3 separate regions of the Homo sapiens genome follow, and regions 2 and 3 are each linked to region 1. A link is a loop called in an ENCODE intact Hi-C map of the cell type or tissue named here. Cell type or tissue: heart left ventricle. All regions are shown on one strand. Links, peaks and the distances in the headings refer to the core of each region. The heading gives the core; the rest is flanking DNA.

Region 1 (6,282 bases), core at 576-5,575:
AAATTTAACGATTTTATAGAAGTCATTCTGCACTGTCTGTTTTTATTTTTTTTTAACTAAACAGTGTATCTTCCTTTCACAACTTCATCCATTACAAGGGGAATTTACTGCCTTCAGCAGCTCTTTCTCCTGTTCAGAGCATCAGGACTTCAAATGTATTCATATTTTGTATAATACAGTAAGCATTTCTGTTTCTTATTCTTTCAGCTTTGGGGCCATTTCTGAAAAATGCCTCTAAGAAGAAATGCCCAACTTTATTACATTTTCTTAAAACCAGACATCTTTTGTATATTTTCCACTGGGTGTGTTAGGGTTATATCCCTAGTAGAGTATAGTTTTGTCATTATGAGGGGTCTTCAAAAAGTCCATGAAAAATGCATATTATGAAAAAAACTATATGTGAATTCAATTTTTTTGCACTAAAATAAACTCATACTAACTTGTTATAACATGTCTGGACAGGATATAGTTTGAGGCACTAAGAAGGATAAGACATCAGTTTGAAAAGAGCACCTGTCAGAACAACATGAATTCTGCTAAGACAGAAGCAAGAACAAACAACTTTTTAAATTTTTTATTTTTTTTAGAGACAAGGTCTTACCAGGTCTGTTACCCAGGCTGGAGTGCAATAACATGATCATAGCTCACTGTAACCTCAAACCACTGGGTTCAAGTAATCATCCCACCTCAGCCTCCCCGGTAGCTGGAACGACAGGTGTGTCCCATCACACACAGCTATTTTAAAAATTTTTTTGTAGAGATGAGCTCTTGGTATGTTGCCTAGGCTGATCTCAAAATGGTATTAGGCAATCCTCCTGCCTTGACCTCCCAAAGTGTTGGGATTACAGGTGTGAAACACTGCACCTGATCTCAAATATTTGGGTGGAAGAATGGTGAAACCACTGATGCTTTATGAAAAGATTTATGGAGATGCTATTCCCAAAGAAATCAGCAGTTTACAAATGGATACCTTGTTTTAAGAAGTGATGAGATAATTCTGAAGATGAAGCCCTCTGCAGTAGACCATCTACATCAATTTTTGAGGAAAAAAAGTTGTGTTCATTTAATAATTAAACAGGACCAATGATTAACAGCAGAAACAATAGCCAACACTATAGAAATCTGAATAGGTTGAGCTCCACAATTCTGACTGAAAAAATAACGTTGAGCAAACTTTCTATTCCACAGGTGCCAAAACTATTGTTCCCAGATTAGCTGCAGACAGGAGCAGAGCTTTTGATGGAAATTTTAAAGAAATGGGATCAACATCCAGAAGCATTTCTTCAAAGAATTGCCATGGGAGCTGAACTTTCCCTTTACCATCCTGAAGACAAAGCAGAAGCAAAGAAATGGCTACCGAGGGTGGAAGTGGCCCCGTCACAGCACAAGCAGACTGGCCAAGAGCAAAGGTCGTGGCAACAGTGTTTTGGGATGCTCATGGCATAGTGCCTGTTGACTTCTTGAAGGGCCGGAGAACGATAACATCTGCTTATTATGAAAGTGCTTGTAAAAAGTTAGCAAAAGCTTTAACAGACAGACACCTGAGAAAGCTTCACCAGAGAGTCCTCCTCCACCACAACAAAGGTTCTGCTCATTCCTCTCATCAAGTGAGGGCGATTTTGCGAGAGTTTCAATGGGAAATCTTTAACCATCCACCCTGGATAGGTTCCTTCTGACTTCTTTACTTCCTAATATTTAAAAAATCTGTAAAAGACACCCATTTTTTCCCAGTTAATAATGTAAAAAAGACTGCACTGACATGGTTAAATTCCCAGGACACTTAGTTCTTTAGGGATGGACTAAGTGAATGGTATCATTGCTTACAAAAGTGTCTGGAACTTGATGGAACTCGTGTTGAGAAATAAAATCATATTTTAAACTTTTATCTCTTAATTCCATTTTTTCATAAACTTTTTAAAGTCCTCTCATATGTGAGAAATGTTTCTAAATTACATCTTATAGTTAGTTATCATAGACATATGGAAAGGCTATTTATTTGATTCTATTAATCAGTATATTCATCATCACGCTAAACTTGAGGCTAAGGGTTAATGCTAAACTGGGCCTAAGGATAAGATAGTGGTAATGGTTCTGAAATGTATTATTACATAATGTATAATGTAACAATGTAATTTTCCTGACTTGGATAGGCATTTTGTAACTGTGTGAGAGAAACCCCTCATAAAAAATGCATAAAAAATGTACACTGAGGCCATTTGGGGGCGATGGAACATCATGACCTCAACTTATTCTCAAATGGTTAGGGTGAGGGGAAGCATTTTATTGTAGTGCAAGTGACAATTTTTATATACGCTTGAGATTTTCTAAAGTGCATTAAAAATAATATTTGAATGGGTACAACATGTCATTCTAGTAATGGATGCTCTAAATGCCCTGACTTCACCACTACACAAGCTATGTATGCACTTGCACCCTGATATGGTTTGGCTCTGTGTCCCCACCCAAATCTCATGCTGAATTGTAATCCTCAGTGTTGGGGGAGGGACCTGGTGGGAGGTGATTGTATCATGGGGGCACTTTCCTCCGTGCTGCTCTCAGGATAGTGAGTTCTCACGAGATCTGGTGGTTTGTAAGTGTGTAGCACTTCCCCTTTTGCTCTCTCTCTGTCTCCTGCCCCACCATACAAAGACTTGCTTCCTTCCCATTTGCATTCTACCATGATTGTAAGTTTCCTGAGGCCTCCCAGCCATGCTTCCTGTACTGCCTATGGAACTTTGAGGTGATTAAACGTATTTTCTTCATAAATTACCCAGTCTCAGGTAGCTCTTTTTAGCGGTGTGAAAACAGACTATTACATATCCCATAAAGCTATTAAAAATAACAAAATCCCTTGGCAACGCCTGCTGCTAAGAAAGTGAAGTCTTAAAGAGAGGACAGGAATAAGAGTGTTTAGCCAAGGGCTTTTGAGTGTGTGTTACTGTGAGGTCGGCCAATTCAGGCCTGGTGGGAGGTCTCCCGCTGACAGTACAGTCTCCTATGACTCAGCCTCAGCCAGCGAAGGCTCCAGAACAGTCGCGACGTCCTCGTGTGGAGCCTTCAGTCCCACAGACAGACTCCTTGCCTTGTTCCCATGGCTGCCTTTGGCTCCTCATATAATTTCTCCTCCCACTTGACTTTTCTGGAAGTTAGAATCCACAATCAGCTGCCAAGTAAGATGATTGTGGTCTCAGTAGAACTGCTTAACAAATAATGTAGACGTACTCTTCCAGGGAGAGGTCCGGACAAGCCCCTTTTTGAGCTCCTTCCCAATTCTGTGACTTCTGATAGAAGAATCAGGCACCGGGCACAGAGTGGCCTGGGTACTGAGTCCAGCCACCTGTTCCTACTCCCACCCTCTCTGCTGAGCCCGAGCCCGGAGGACCTCACAATTAAACCAGCTCAACTTTCCGGGCAGTTGATTTCAGGGAAATCTTTAAATAGCAGCAGCTGTTGCTTTCTGAAGGAAGTTTCTGGGAAAGTGTCTATTTAGTTCAATTAATATTTTGGAATTTTGCTTAAAAATACTCTATTTTCAGAAATATTGGACACTAATGTCATAAATCAGTTTAGTCACATATTAGGAATTATTATTAGTACTTTAATACATGTGGAGAAACGAAATGTACACATGGACAGTGGCCAGGGCAGACATAAAAACAGAGCTTGGACACACAGCCTGCAGCTGCTGCCCCGGAAGCCAGCTCCGGGTGGAGACACAAAGCCCAGCCTGGGCAGCCGTCTAATGCAGGTCAAACTTGCAGGAAGTCAGATTGCAAACAATAATTCTGGAACAATCGGCCCGATGGTCCAGACTAGATTAATAATTTCCCAAATTTTTGTCCCTACTTCCAACTCAGGAGCAAGAATAGAGAGCCAAACACGCTCCCTCACCGGTCACACGGCGTGCCTCATTCAGCCACAGCCTGCAGCATCCTCAGGCCAACAGCCACCTTCAGGGCGTGCCTGCAGGAGCCTCCCCTTGTCTTCATCATAAATCTCTCCCACTCCCCTGCCTGCCTTCCAGTACCTCTCAAGCTCTTGAGACGGCAGCTGATGCCCTCGCTACAGCAAGCTCCGAATGATAGGTTCTGCGTTTCTCGTCTGAGTGGTCTCCTTTTACTTCCACAATATTTAAATATACTTTGATTCACATTATTGCACCTGATTCTACACATCCCTGCAAGTAGGGTACAGCAGGCGTTTCTTGTGTTTTTGAAGGCTTGAAACTTCCAATTACTCAGCTAAAGCTACGGCGAAAGAGAAAAATGATCCAATGATACTTGCTGAAGAGGGAAAGCAGAATTTACTCAAGGGGCAGTGGCCACAGGTTCAGGGACTGCTGCTGTGGGTCTCGCAGTGGAGGGAGATGAGCTCAGCTCTGATGACAGCACAAGCACTTGGAATTTGTAGCTAAGGAGTAGGGTGGGGTCAGTGGATGGAAAATGAGTAAGCGGAAATCTCAGGGCCATGGGGGATTGTGGCCAAATCCACCTAGCAGGATTCCTGGGGAAGGCAGGCAGGATGCTTGGATGTCACCTGGCGACCATGGAGGCTGAGAAGCCCACTCAGACATCGAGGGTGACTGAGAAGGGAAGATGACCCTGCATATTGTAGGGAAAGGTCGGAAACAGTCACCACGGGGCAAGCCCATCAAAATTCAGTGGCCCTCGCTGAGATTTTACACATTTCAAAGCCTTTATTTTCAGATTCAGATATCATAAAATCAGGCAAATAAAAATCTTTTTCCAATTTTTGTCCTTCATGATGATCCTATTCTGAAACAGATCTCAGAGGGTCTACGAGGTCAAAATTGATTTTGCAATAATATTGAGATTTCATTTATGTTAACATGCAATGTGTTTATTATTGCTGCTTTCCAGTGAAACAATACATATTTTTTTAAAAGTTCTCAACCTCAGTGTTGAATGTAATAAATATGGCTATGACCTACATAAACAGAAGCTGAGGTCTTTGTTAAGTTCTAAGAGTGTTAAAGGTGCCCAGAGATCAAAAAGGTAAAACCACCATTTGAGGACAAAACTACCTTTCTCCTTACCAAAACCACAGGCAGGCCTGGATGCGTCTCCCTGCTGTTGCTGCTACGAGTGTGTTCACCTATATTTCAGAATAGAAACCTGGGGGCTAGGGTGGTGCTGAATTCTGTGTGCTATCTTGACTGGGCCGCAGGCTACCCTGTATTTAGTCAAATGTTACTCTGGGTGTGTCTGTGAAGGTGTTTCCGGTTGAGACTAACATTTGAATCTGTGGACTGGCCAAAGCACATGGCCCTCCACAATGCGGGTGGCCTCACCCAACCAGTTCAGGCCTGAATGGGACAAAAAAGACTGCCTCCTGCCCATGCCAACTAAGAGGGAACTCCTTTCCCTCACTACCTTGGGCTGAACATCGGTCTTGTCCTGCCATTGGACTCAAACTGAAACATCGGCCCTTTTGGGGTCTGAAGCCTGACAGCTTGGCCTGGAACTTATACCGCAGGAGGGGCTCTCCTGGGTCTCCAGGTTGTTGACTGCAGACCTTGGGCTCGTCAACCTCCGTGATCATGGGAGCCAGTTCCCTATACGAAATCTCTCTCTCTAGATCTGAATATCCCGAGAGTTCTGTTTCACTGCCTGTCATACGTGAACATGTTAGCATCCTAGCAATGTCTTCATACCACTTTCTACAAGCCAGACACATCCCTTTCCAATGTAGCAAAAATGAACATGTTTATTAGCATGACCCAAAGATATTGCCTCTATCTAGCATATAAAAATAAGCAAAAGTATATAAACTTAAAATTATGCTCAGTAATCAGAGTTTCAATATTCTATCTTACTTAGAAATCATCCAGGTATTCACAAATTACACCTTAATTAACTCAGTTTGAAATCACTCTAAGATCTTAGGTTATGTAAAGATCTTGAAAACTATTTTCAAGCTGACGGTGCAACACAACAGCCATTGAAGAAAACAGCTCATCAGAATAAGGATTCCATTTACCGAAAAACTTACTTTTTTTATAATCTTATATATTACAAGGGAGCAATATTAGCTGATTTGATCAGTAAACTTGTTTTAGTTTAGGAAGAATAAACCCAAGTAGTTAGGTATTCTACTTAACACTGATAAATCAGGGAGAGCTCTTTTAAAACTAGATTTTAGACTGGATTGAATTAGTCTCATTTACCAAAGTTTTGCTTATTCTTTAAACTTGAATTCTTAGAACACTTCTGAATTGGATTTTGTACACACACACACACACACACACACACTACATTTAAA
Region 2 (6,282 bases), core at 618-5,617, 63 kb after region 1:
CCTGCCTGGGAGCTTACCTGCTAGAGAACAGTTAGGTGGGCCTCCCTGTCCCCTCTTAAAGCATTGGGGTTCTGACTTTTCCATCCAGCCTGTCGGCTGCTGCTCCCAGCCCCTCACTGTCCACAAGCGTGGGAAGCCGGCCAGCTCGTCCTTTGTTAAAATGCCGAAGAGGACGGTCCCGGGAAGCGTCGCTGGAGACCTCCCTGCTACACCAGTTGTCATCGAGCACAGGCCAGGAGCTTCTCTGAAGTGGGGCCCCTAGCCCCCCATGTTCAGACTTTGCCAGGCCAGTGTCAGTCCCAGGACCACAAAACCCCAGGCCACAAGGTCTGCTCGTGCCCCAGCAGCAGGGACCAGGCCAACACACGCGGTGTAGAAAGGGCAGTGAGCGGTCGTTCAAGCTACAGCCAATTTCCCAGATTGTGCTGCTGTCCAGGACAACCTCTGCTGCTTTAGATACAATTTCATGATTGACCTTGTCAAGATTCCAGTTCCCTGGGACTTGACTGTTCTGCAGGGAGAACCACAAATTCTCCTATAACTCTAACAGCAAAAGACAGGGGCCTCTGCACTGATGAAGCTCCTGTACGTCACCAGCACCTCTAGGTGTGGCCGTCGGCAACAGAAGCCCCGGAGGTGACAGTGGGGACTTCCAGAGCCCTGGCAATGTTGGACAGTGAAGAACCAGGAGTCCCCAACCTCCTGGTACTGACATCCCAGGAATGAGATCCACAGCCGGCCGCTGTGAGGGGAGGAGGAGGAGGACCAGCCCAGCTCCGCCAAGCTTGGAGTTGTCAATGGGTTTTGAGGGAGAATGCAGGGGAAATGACACTGGACAGGGTGGCCCCACAGGAGAGCCAAAGGCAGCCTGACGCAGCCAGCGCCCCCTCCGTCCTCCTGCCCCGGACACATCCACAGGGCTCTCCCCTCCCTCCACAACTGAGGGCTCAGTTCCTCCTGTCCCCTGGTGTCCCCCCAATCCTGCTGGTGCCCATCTCCCCTCACACTGCACGCTGCCAGGCTCATCTGAGCCCCCACCCCCATGCCCATGCCAGCCTGGCCCTCTCTGGGCCTCTTGAATCCTAGCACACCCGGAGCACCCCCAGGGGCCATCCCAGCACCTCCCACTCAGATGACCAACCGGCCTCATTCCATTCAAGGTGCCTCTCCCTGTCTCTCCTTCCAGTCACCCAGCGCCTTCCTGGGAAACTGAAAGCAAGAATTCTGCTCCCTGAGCCCCACACCCACTCATAGAGCCAGAGGATCAGGCTCTGTTGGGGGCTGGGTGGGGCTGGAGCACAGGCTTGGAGCCGGTCTGACCTGGGTTCCAATCCCAACTTGGCCCCTATGAGCTGTGTGACCTTGGGAAGACCTTGGGCAAATGACCGCGCATCCTAAGCCTTCTTCATCTTCAAAGTGGGATAATCACAGCACCTGTACTGGGTGTTGAGGAGATGGAAGGAGATGCTGTCTGCAGAGGGTTGAGTGCAGGGCCCGGCACACAGGGAGCGCTTGGTACTCACCCCCTGCACCTGGGGAAGGCCACCCTGTGCAGCCCTAAGAAGGCATCTGTGTGGGGCGTGGACACTCAAAGAAGGGGAGTCTAATGCTACCAGCCACACCCGTCAGCCTCACAGCCCATGCTTATTGGTGGAGTGAGCCACGGTGGGTCTGAAACATAGGCTCTAAGAACAGTTAATGAAACACCCAGTTTCTCAAGAAACTCTGTTCTTTCCAACAGGAGATCATCTAAAGCAGAAGAGAAAGCTGCATGAAAGTGTACTGAGAGCCAGTTACTACAGGCGGACGCCACGCCAGGCTAGGACTAGGGCCGCCGGCAGAGCCTGCACTCTCCACTCACTCCCACCCTTGGGGCAGACGCCGAATTATGGAACATTCTGTATAAAGGAAAACTGTCTTATTCTAAGGATGACAAACAAAATAAACATATTTAAATATTAAGTTAGAGGCAACATGGTTTTTTTCCTTAATAAAAAGAGATGAAAACCTAATTAACTCTGGAAAATAACAGCATTCGAAGCTTGCTATTGTCTGATAGCATAAGCTTTGAAGAAACATAACCTCAGAGCCTGCGTATTTGTCAGCGTTCTCTAGGGAAACTAATAGGATGTGCGTGTATGTGTGCGTGTGCATGTGTGTGTGCGTGTGCATGTGTGTGTGCGTGTGTGTGGATGTGTGTGCGTGAGTGTATGTGTGGTGTGTGTGTGCATGTGTATTTGTGTGTGTGAATATATGCGTGTGTGTATGTGCGTGTGTGTGAGATATTTATAATATGGAATTGGCTCATGTGATTATGGAGGCTGACAAGTCCCAAGACCTGCAGAGTCTACAAGCTGGAGACTCAGGAAGAGCTAATGTTTCAGTTCCAGTCTTAAGGCAGGAAACAGCCCATGTCCCAGCTGCAGGCAGGCAGGAGGAGTTCCGTGTATTCAGAGCAGAGCCAGCCTCTGTCCTGTTCAGGCTTTCAGAGTTGGAGGACACCCACCACCCATCTAGGGAGCCCCGTCTGCTACAATCAAGCTACACACTCAAATGCGAATCTCTCCCAAAACACCCTTACAGACACACCCAGGAGAATGTTTGACTGAATATCTCAGGATATCACAGGCACCCTGTGGCCCAGTCAAGTTGACACATAAGATTCACCATCACAGCCCGTGATGGATTATGTCTAAGAACAGAGTCTAGGAAAGTCTGCCCTCTCACCCTTTCCTACTGCAGCACATTGCAAAACACACATACACAGGTGCAGAATATGTGTGCACACAGAGAACACCACTGCCTCCTGGTGCTCAGCAAGGGCTCTTTGCGCTTTTGTGGTGTGGAGAGGGAACAGCATTACCAAAGTGTCTGGGTTGAGTGTCACAGAAAGCCAGGGCTCATATTCTGCCTCTGTGTAGTCAGGCTAGTCACGACCAGGGGCCAAACTCAAAGGTTGTTAACAGTATTTTGAATGTCAGCCCTGAAGGAAACCAAAGTCTCTACAGAGGAAAACAAAACAAAACAAAACAAAAAACAAAACGCTTTCCAATTCCCAGGAAATGACTCACTTTCAAGAAATTTTCAATGCATTGAAATTCCAGTTTATCAAAAGGGAAAAAGTTATGGTGAAGAGAGAATGGAAGGTCGTTGGGGAGCTGGCAAAGACTTGTAGAGATAAACCCTGTCATCAGTATTTCACCTGCAAAGGACTCGACTCACCAACATTCTCTGGGAAACAAGAACCTTTCTTTCAGCAACTGTCAGCTTGTTGCAAGTTTTTGTATGCAAACTGGTTCTGGCTGTAGACAAGCTGTACCTACCTCTGTTCAACACATTGATATGATCAGGCTGGGGGGTGTTATTTACATTAAAGTGTGTGATTTTTCCCATTTCTCCAGAAAGGCAGGAGAAGTTCATGATCGTATCTTAGAACATCTCTAGATAGAGAACTTTTGTTCCCTAGGGACAGTCTTAGCAATGGATTGGTGTTCTTTCCAAAACACCATTCCAAAGGCGGTTAGAAATGGAATCAAATGATGCCATTTTATTTGTAATTCCAGCTGTGCTCTCTTCTGAAAAGACAAAAATGTCCCATCACCTCTTTCCATGATGTCCTGCTACTGACTTACTCAGTAACTAGTGAGTCACTAGTCGCTGCCTCAGTTTTCTCATCTGGACACAAGGGGTTGCATGAAAGGCCTGGAAGGGCTATTCCAGTAAAAACAGTCTCTGATTCGAATCCCTCAGTCCTTTGTTTGCCCTTCCAGTAAGTCGGTAGCAGGGCAGGATGCAAATATTTCTGATGCCCAACACTATCCTATTTCTACTAAACCATTCCATAATTGTTTATCAATAAATGGATCAACAAATGGATATTTCACTGTTTATTTAGTTATTTATTTATTTATTTTTGAGACGGAGTCTTGCTCTGTCACCCAGGCTGGAGTGCAGTGGTGTGATCTCGGCTCACTGCAACCTCTGCCTCCCAGCTTCAAGCGATTCTCCTGCCTCAGCCTCCCAAGTAGCTGGGACTATACAGGTACCCGCCACCACGCCCAGCTAATTTCTGTATTTTTAGTAGAGACAGGTTTTTGCCATGTTGGCCAGGCTGGTCTCGAACTCCTGACCTCAGGTGATCCACCCACCTTGGCCTCCCAAAGTGCTGGGATTACAGGCATGAGCCACCACATCTGGACTTCATTTTTGTTGTTGTTCTTTTTTTAATTTTTAGTTTTTCCTCAGCTCTCCCCTCAACAACTGGATATTTCAAAAAGTGACTATTTCAATGTGAATTATTTTCTTTGTCTTTTGGCTTTATACTTGACTTCCAAGAAACATTTTTTGTGATTGATGAATTGTTCCCATGCACATTACATCACTGAATCCTCACAAAAGTGCTGTTAGATAGACATCACCTCCACTTTATATGAGGAAGACTGAGGACTCAGAGATAACCAACAACTTACTCACCGTCACACCATCATGTGGCCAGTGGTCAGTGGGGATCAACATTCCAGCCCAGGCCTTCCAATCCAGAAGCCACAATCTCCCCACTAAATTTCTTAAAATCATGACCGCATCATTGTTTGCCAATCAGGATATTTTGATGGAATCAATTTTCCCCCAGGGAATGCTCTGACACCATACTGACCCCAGATAAGACTGTATTAGTCCGTTTTCATGCTGCTGATAAAGACATACCTGAGAGTGGATAGTTTATAGAGAAAAAGAGGTTTAATGGACTCACAGCTCCATGTGGCTGGGGAGGCCTCAAATCATGGCAGAAAGTGAAAGGCATGTCCTACCTGGCTGCAGACAAGAGAGAATGAGAGAATGAGTGAAAGGGAAAACCCCTTATGAAGTCATCAAATCTCATGAGACTTATTCACTACCCTGAGAGCAGTGTGGGGGAAACTGCCCCCGTGATTCAATTATCTCCCACCAGGTCCCTCCCACAACACATAGGAATTATGAGAGCTACAAATTCAAGATAAGATTTGGGTGGGGAAACAGCCAAGCCATATAAAAGACAAAATATACAAATTCTCTTTCATTATCTCGCTATAGGTTGAACAAGTGTGCTTGACCTTTTCCTTTCCTGTTCTACCCCTAAATCTTATAACATCTCTCATTACAGTAATTTTCAAAACTAAAACTTTAATAATTTAATATTTTGGTCACATAAAAATGTTTCCAATCTAAGTGACAGTATCAAAAAACAGCTGAATCAACATGTTGGGTCCTTGGCAGCCAAATTTTCATCCTCACCCAGTGGCAATGAGGGAGCAATGCTAGTGGCAATGCCAGTCACAGCCAAATTCTGCCCCACCTCCTTCCCATACTGGCAGGGCCCAGCAGGGAACTGAACATCCACCCCCACCCATGCCTACATGCAATGCATAAACAGGTAAGTGCCTGTCCAAAAAGACTGAAGAGGACCCACAGTCTTACAACATGATGCTGAAAATGTTCGGGGCATGATTTCAAAACTGCTGAATATACCAGGAACTAGGATGATTGCAACTTGAATAAGAAAAGACAATAAACAGATGCTGTAGTGGGTTGAAACAGTGGCCCACAAAAAGATAAGCTATGTCCACCTTTTGGAACCTACAAATACAGCCTTACTAGGAAGTAAGATCTTCATAGATGTAATTAAGTTGAGGCTTTTGAGATTTGATAACCCTGGGTTCCAAATTCGCCAACACATGTCCCCATAAGAGGAAGGCAAAAGGAGATTTGAGTCAGAGAAAAGGAGAAGGCCATATGAAGATGGAGGCAGAGACTGGACCTATGCAGCCCCAAGTCCAGGAATGCTGTCAGTCACCAGAAGGAAAAAGCAATGAATGCAATCTTCCATGGAAGACCCTCTGGAGAGAGTATAGCCCTGCTGACACCTTGATCTGTCTTCTGGCCTCCAAAACTGTGAGAGAATAAATTTATGTTGTTTTAGGCCACACAGTTTGTGTTGCTTTGTTATGGCAGCCCTAGGGAACCAATACAGATGTGAACACTGAGATGATATCTGACATGATTTTAAAGCAACAATTCTAAAAATACTTCCATAAGCAATTATAAACCCTCTTGAGACAGAATTGAGAAGCTTGGAGATAAAAGCAACAGGTTGCCTCTTTCCCGCCCACCCCCTCCACCCCACCAGGTTTGAATGAGCACCCCAAGGGCCTGGTCTGTTACAGACAGATGAAACGTTTTATTTAAAGATAGGAGGGCCAGGACTGGGGCTGTGTGAGGGCTTGCTTTAAATCCTCCACTGCCTTA
Region 3 (6,282 bases), core at 429-5,428, 82 kb after region 1:
GTCTATTACCAGCCTGAAAAGCCTGAAATTTGTTAAGTAAATGACTCAGGTTACAGACAGTGTGTGTAATATGATTCCATTTTACTTGAAAAATCATGGGTATATTAATATATAAAGATACAGGTTGAGTACCCCACATCCAAAATGCTTAAGACCCGAAGTGTTTTGGATATGGAGTTTTTGGAATATTCGCCTTATGTATACTTACCGGTTGAGCATCCCATATCCAGAAATCCAAAGTCCAAAATTCTCCAATGAGCATTTCCTCTGAGTGTTATACTGGTGCTCAATGTTTTGAATTTTGGACTATTTCAGATTTCAGGTTTTTTGATTTGGCATGCTCAATCTGTATTTATATCTATGTGTGTGTGTGGAAATGTATACAACAAATGAAATTACCTCTAGGATAGAATTACAAGGGGCTTTCATCTCACTTTCTTTTTGTTTTCTTCAACTTTTATTTTGAGTTCAGGGGTACATGTGCAGGGTGTGCAGGTTTGTTACATAGTTAAATGTGTGCCATGGAGGTTTGCTGCACAGATCATCCCATCACCTAGGTATGAAGCCAGCATCCCTCAGCTATTCCTCCTGATGCTCTCCCTCCCTCGATCCCACCCCCAACACGCTCCAGTGTCTGTTGTTCCCCTTTGTGTCCATGTGTGCTCATCATTCAGCTCCCACTTATAAGTGAGAACATGTGGTGTTTGGTTTTCTGTTCCTGTGTTAGTTTGCTGAGAATAATGGCTTCCAACTCCATCCATGTCCCTTCAAAGGACATAATCTCATTCCTTTTTATGGCTGCATAGTATTCCATGGTGTATACGTGCCACATTTTCTTTATCCAGCCTATCACTGATTGATAGGCATTTAGGTTGATTCCATGTCTTTGCAATTGTGAATAGTGCTGTGATGAACATACGAGTACATGTGCCTTTATGGTAGAATGACTTCTATTTCTTTGGGTATACACCCAGTAATGGGATTGCTAGGTCAACTGGTATTCCTGCCTTTAGGTTCATTTTCTACTTTATATATTTCTGTAATGTCTAGACTTTGTTACAAGAACCATTATTTTTGGCAAAAGAAAATGCTCATTTTAAAAATGAAGCAATATAGAAATGTTCCAAAGAGAAATGTCCCCAACATGTACCATTCAAAAACTCTCAGGTGAAAATCATTTTCCAGATCTTTCTATGGGGAGAGAGAAGTATAATTGTACATACTTAGTAAACAGAGAGGGAAGAGGGGAAAGAGAGAAGAACAATTCACAGAGCAGACGATAATGTCATATACGGCTCTGCTCCTGGAGCCCAGCAGTGAGTTAGAAGACCTGGCCCTGCTGTTCACTCAGCTGCTCTCCATCCTCCTGAGTCTCTTGTGGGCATTTTGCCACCCTGGGTGGGGTTCCATTCTTTAAAGCCATTTATTTTTTTCTTCAAGATGGGCCCCAGGTCAAGTCTGGTACTGAACCAAAGAAACAGTATTCTCCTAGCAGAAGAAACAAAACAACTAGTTATGTGATTTATTGATAGATGAGGTACATATTAGTCTCCAATATCCCAGTGCCACTGTATTAGTCAGGGTTCTCTAGAGGGACAGAATGAATAGGATAGATGTACATATAAAAGGGAGTTTATTAAGGAGTACTGACTCACACCATCACAAGGTGAGGTCCCACAGTAGGCCATCTGCAAGCTGAGGAGCAAGGAAGCCAGTTCAAGTCCCAAAGCTATAGAACTTGGAGTCCGATATTGGAGGGCAGGAAGCATCCAGCATGGGAGAAAGATGGAGGCCAGAAGACTAAACCAGTCTAGTCTTTCCAAGTTCTCCTGCCTGCTTTTATTCTGGCCACACTGGCAGCTGATGAGATGGTGCCCACCCAGACTGAGGGTGGGTCTGCCTCTCCCAGTCCACTGACTCAAATGTTAATCTCCTTTGGCAACACCCTCACAGACACACCCAGGATCAATATTTTGCATCCTTCAATGCAATCAAGTTGACACTCAACTATCACAGCCACTCAATAAAAATAAAATTTGAGATATATATGTTATTTAAACCCTTTCCCTAACCACATCCCAAGTAAAGAGAAACAGGTGAAATTAATTTGAACAATATATTTTCTTTAACTCAGTGTATCCTAAGTATTATCAATTTATTATATCAACATATTTACATATATTAACATACATTCAACATTTAAAATGATTAATGAGCTATTTCATATTCCTTCACTTTCACTCAGCCTTGGAAGTTCGGTGTGTGTTTCACAGCACGTCTCAATGGGGCACTGAAGTTTCACTGAGAACAGTTGATCCTTACTTAGATTCCAGACCATTACATTTGAAAGAGTTCCATGCACAGATCTAAGTTGTTCCAAACATACTTAAGAATTTTCCAATAACTGAATCAGGCTTCAGTTTTTAAGTTCACATTTAAATAAATTAAAATTAAATAAAATTTAAAATTTAGTTCCTCAGTCTGACGGGCCACATTTCAAGTGCTCAAAAGCACCCTTTGGCCAGCAGCTGCTACGGCCCACACAGCTTTCTACTGTCCTTTACAAGCAATTGAAAGAGATTTGCAAGTGTTACAGGAAAGGGGTCCCCAACTTCAAGAGAGGGTTCTTGGATCTCCTGCAAGAAAGAATTCAGGGCAACTCCCTAAAGTGAAAGTATGGTTATTAAGAAAGTAGAGAAATAAAAGAACCGCTACTCCATAGACAGAGCAGGCCTGAGGGCGGCTGGTTGCCCATTTTTATGGTTATTTCTTGATTATATGCTAAACAAGGGGTGGATTATACATGCCTCCCATTTTTAGACCATATAGGGTAACTTCCTGACGTTGCCATGGCATCTGTAAACCGTCATGGTGCTGGTGGGACTGTAGTAGTGAGGACCACCAGAGGTCACTCTCATCCCTATCTTGGTTTTGGTGGGTTTTAGCTGGCTTCTTTACTACAACCTGTTTTATCAGCAAGGTTTTCATGACCTGTATCTTGTGCCAGCCTCCTATGTCATCCTGTGACTTGGAATGCTTTAACCATCTGGGAACGCAGCCCAGTAGGTCTCAGCCTCATTTTACCCAGTCCCTATTCAAGATGGAGTTGCCCTGGTTCACACACCTCAGACACAAGGGCAGTTTTGACTGGGAAACAAGCAGCGAATGATTCGAATTTGTCACTCAATCCCTAAAGACAAAACTCCACTGTAAATTTAGTTTTACCTAAATTTATTCGTTAAATCATTTAGTTAAATTCTGAGCATCCGCTGTGAAGGAGGCCTTGTCTCTCTGGGCCATCCATTCAAGGGGGCCAGGACAGTTAGTGAGAAATCGGATCATTCCAGAGGTACGTGCTGGGAAGAAAGCAAAGCAGGATGGCGCTGTGGAAGACGACTCGGGCTGGGGTTCAGGCCATACCATTCCTCCAAGATGACATTTTAAGGGGAGGCCTGAAAGACAAGGAGTCAGCAGTGTGAGTTTTGGGTGACAGCATTCCCAGCAGACAGAGCTGGGTCCAGGAACAGGAAGCCCGAGGCCTGCATAACCTCAGTGAGGGCAAGAGACAGCAGTAAAAGGCTGGGCTGGAGGGGAACCAAGTCTCTATGCCATTTGTATTTTGTTCCAAGTTCAATGAAAAGGCATTGGAAGGTTTTAAGCTGGCGCTATTATTAGATTTATATCATAAAAAGATCCTCTGGCTGCTGGACAGGAAAAGCTGAGAGGTTACTGTGTCAGTTTAAGTGAGAGAGAATGGGTCAGAGAGATAGGAGGGGAGAAAGAAAGAGGTGTGTGGACTTGAGATATATTTGGAGGTAGGGCCCCCTGAGCTTGCAGATGGTTTGCACGTGGGAGTTGGGAAAGTATTGACCTGCAGGTGCTGGACTCAAGCCCCTGGATAGGTGGTGGTGTTATTTACAGAGTTAGAGAACACTATGTATGTGTGGGATGGGCAGCAGGTGTGGGGAGGGTGACTCAAGAATTTAATTTGGGGCATGACTAGAGATGCCCCTCAGAGATCCAAATGGAGATATTTACTAAGCCACAGGATCTGAGTCTGGAGCTCAGAGGAGAGGTCAGGGCTAGACACATAAATTCAGAAATCACCAGTTGTAAGTAGTGTTTGGAGGTGTGAGATTAAATGACATTGCCTAGGAAGAAAATACAGAGAATGGAGGATCTAGGACCCAGCCCTGGGGTCTTTGAACATTTGGAGGTCCAGCAAGAGTTGGTGTGTCATGGAAGCCAGGACAGAGTGTTTCAAAAAGGAGCTAATGGGCAACTTGTTGCATGCTCCAGCAAGATAAAGCCAGATAAGAATAGAGAATTGAGCATTTGATTTGGCAGATTTGAAGGACTATGATGAATTTCACTGGTTATCCCTGGGAGTGCTGCGGACTAATGCCCAGTTGGAAAGGGTTGAGAAGGGCCTGGGAGACGATGGCTGCAGACAATCCTTTGAAAGGACAGAGGAGGGATGGGCAGGAGCTAGAAGGGGGTATGATGAGTGTGTGTGCTTATATTAAGGTAGAGAACCACTGTAAGTGGTCGCAGCAGATTTGCCTGATGAGGGGACTAATCCATTCAGTAGAGCAGATAAATTACTGATTTCTGAGCATCTTGCTTATTGGACATTTGTGTCTGTTTCCAGTACATTGCCTGTCAATATCCTTTGCCCCTGTTGCTCATCTCTCTCTTCTTGATATGTAGAAGTTCTTTTTATATGCTGAATGCGAATGCTTTACAGTCACGCCCTTCATACAACCTTTTGGTCAATGACAGGCTGCATATACAATAGTGGTCCCATGAGATGATAATACTATTAATATATTTTGACTGTACCTTTCCTATGTTTAGGTATGTTAAATATGCAAATACTTACCATTATGTCACAATTGCCTGCAGTATTCTGTATGGGAACATGCTGTACAGGTTAGTAGCCTAGGAGCAACAAGCTCCACCATCTAGCCTCGGTGTGTGACAGGCGGTACCATCCAAGTTTGTGGGGGCGCCCTCCAAGATGCTGAAATGAGGAAATCGCCTAATGGCGCATTTCTTAGAACGTATCCCTGCTGTTAAGCGAGGCATGACTGTATGTGTTAAATGAATTGCAAACAATTTCCCTTGTTCTGTAGCTTGTCTTTTGCTTTGAAAGAAGTTATTAATAACAACTGAAAGACATTATTATATTATTACTTATAGGCAAGTCTGGACATTTCTATGGCTGTGCTTTACGTGTCTTGTTGAGAAATCCTCCAACCCTCTAAGGTCATAAAGATGTTCTGCTGTCTTTTCTTCTAAATCTTTTTCCATTTTGCTTTCACATTGAAGTCTAATCCACCTGGAACAGATTTTTGAGTGTGTTTGAACTCTAATTGTTCCTCTGTCCTCGCCCCCTGCTCCTTGGAGTCAGGCTGGAGTGAAGCAGGGGGAAGGCATGTCCAAGTAAACAGGAGCAACTCTGGGTCTCTGGCCCCGGTTATTCTCTGTAGAGTGACACGTCCTTGCCAGCACACCGAACCTGCAGTCAGTGTGGATAAAAGTCACAGGCTGAGTGCTGCCGCACTTTGGAGAATGAAGAGGAAACAGCCATCCTACAGTTGGGATGAACTGCCCCCGGCCAGAGGTCAGAATGCTGGAGCCGCAGCAGCCTGTGTAGAGGACAGTGCCAGGTGAAGCAGTCCCCCAGGGGCACCAGGTCCAAGGAGCAGGGCACAGGAGCCCAAGAGGCACCAGGGATGTTCTCAGCAGCTGGCCTGCCCTCAGTGGCGCCAGTTTCTGACAACAAAGCCCCTAGCAGCCATTACCACTGCAATTTAGCCTTCATGAAAAAGCAAAACAAAAAAAATCTAATAGCAATACCTAGTATCAGAAAGAATCGGGAACTGGGATTTTGGTGAATTGCTGTTGGCAGTGTAAATTCATAAAGGCACTTGGGAGAGCAATTAGTACCCAGCATCTTCCTAGTCTAGAGATTCTTCCACACCCAAAAGCTCACCTGACCCTCACAATGACCTTTACCTGGACAGGATAATTATTGTCTTCCTTTAACAAATGAGGAAACTAAGGCAGGGCAGGGAGGAAACCCTTCCTCCAGCAGAAGAACCCCCTGTGCAATATTCTTTGCAATATTCTTTTCAACCCAGCCTTCAGAAACAGGGAAAAGAAAAAGAAGGCTGTCACAACAAGAAATTGAACTGTCCCGGTAGTCATCCACGGGCTCTGCACCAGGGCCAGAGCTGTGCTGTTTTCTCCAGCTTCCATCCCTGCTTCTGGCTGCTC

Evidence for each region. Peaks named below come from ENCODE experiments on the same cell type or tissue, not always from the same donor. Only the 100,000 strongest peaks of a DNase experiment are listed, where the experiment ranks them.
Region 2: a loop joins it to region 1, with 2.3 times the contacts of the local background. A loop is called at or near these places in 6 of 110 quality-filtered maps.
Region 3: it touches region 1 in a loop (2.1-fold over the local background); 25 of 110 quality-filtered maps call a loop at or near these places.

The regions. Positions count from the first base shown.
Region 1 is chr13:111,003,688-111,009,969 of GRCh38, reverse strand. No RefSeq gene overlaps it. Among named protein-coding and RNA genes, the nearest start is that of LINC00431, 41 kb to the right of the region's middle. RefSeq lists a silencer at 2,528-2,657. In heart left ventricle, for the core only: no CTCF peak of the experiment used is centred there; DNase peaks (open chromatin) are centred at 3,009 and 3,719; H3K4me3 peaks cover 339 bases; H3K27ac peaks cover 2,614 bases.
Region 2 is chr13:110,941,009-110,947,290 of GRCh38, reverse strand. It overlaps LOC105370364 (a long non-coding RNA gene), which reads left to right. Exons shown (of 3, transcript XR_931732.3): 3 at 1,742-1,835. Among named protein-coding and RNA genes, the nearest start is that of LINC00431, 22 kb to the left of the region's middle. RefSeq lists an enhancer at 4,710-4,959. In heart left ventricle, for the core only: a CTCF peak has its summit at 2,806 (motif pointing left); no DNase peak of the experiment used is centred there; H3K27ac peaks cover 553 bases.
Region 3 is chr13:110,922,006-110,928,287 of GRCh38, reverse strand. No RefSeq gene overlaps it. Among named protein-coding and RNA genes, the nearest start is that of ANKRD10, 10 kb to the right of the region's middle. In heart left ventricle, for the core only: a CTCF peak has its summit at 2,919 (motif pointing right); no DNase peak of the experiment used is centred there.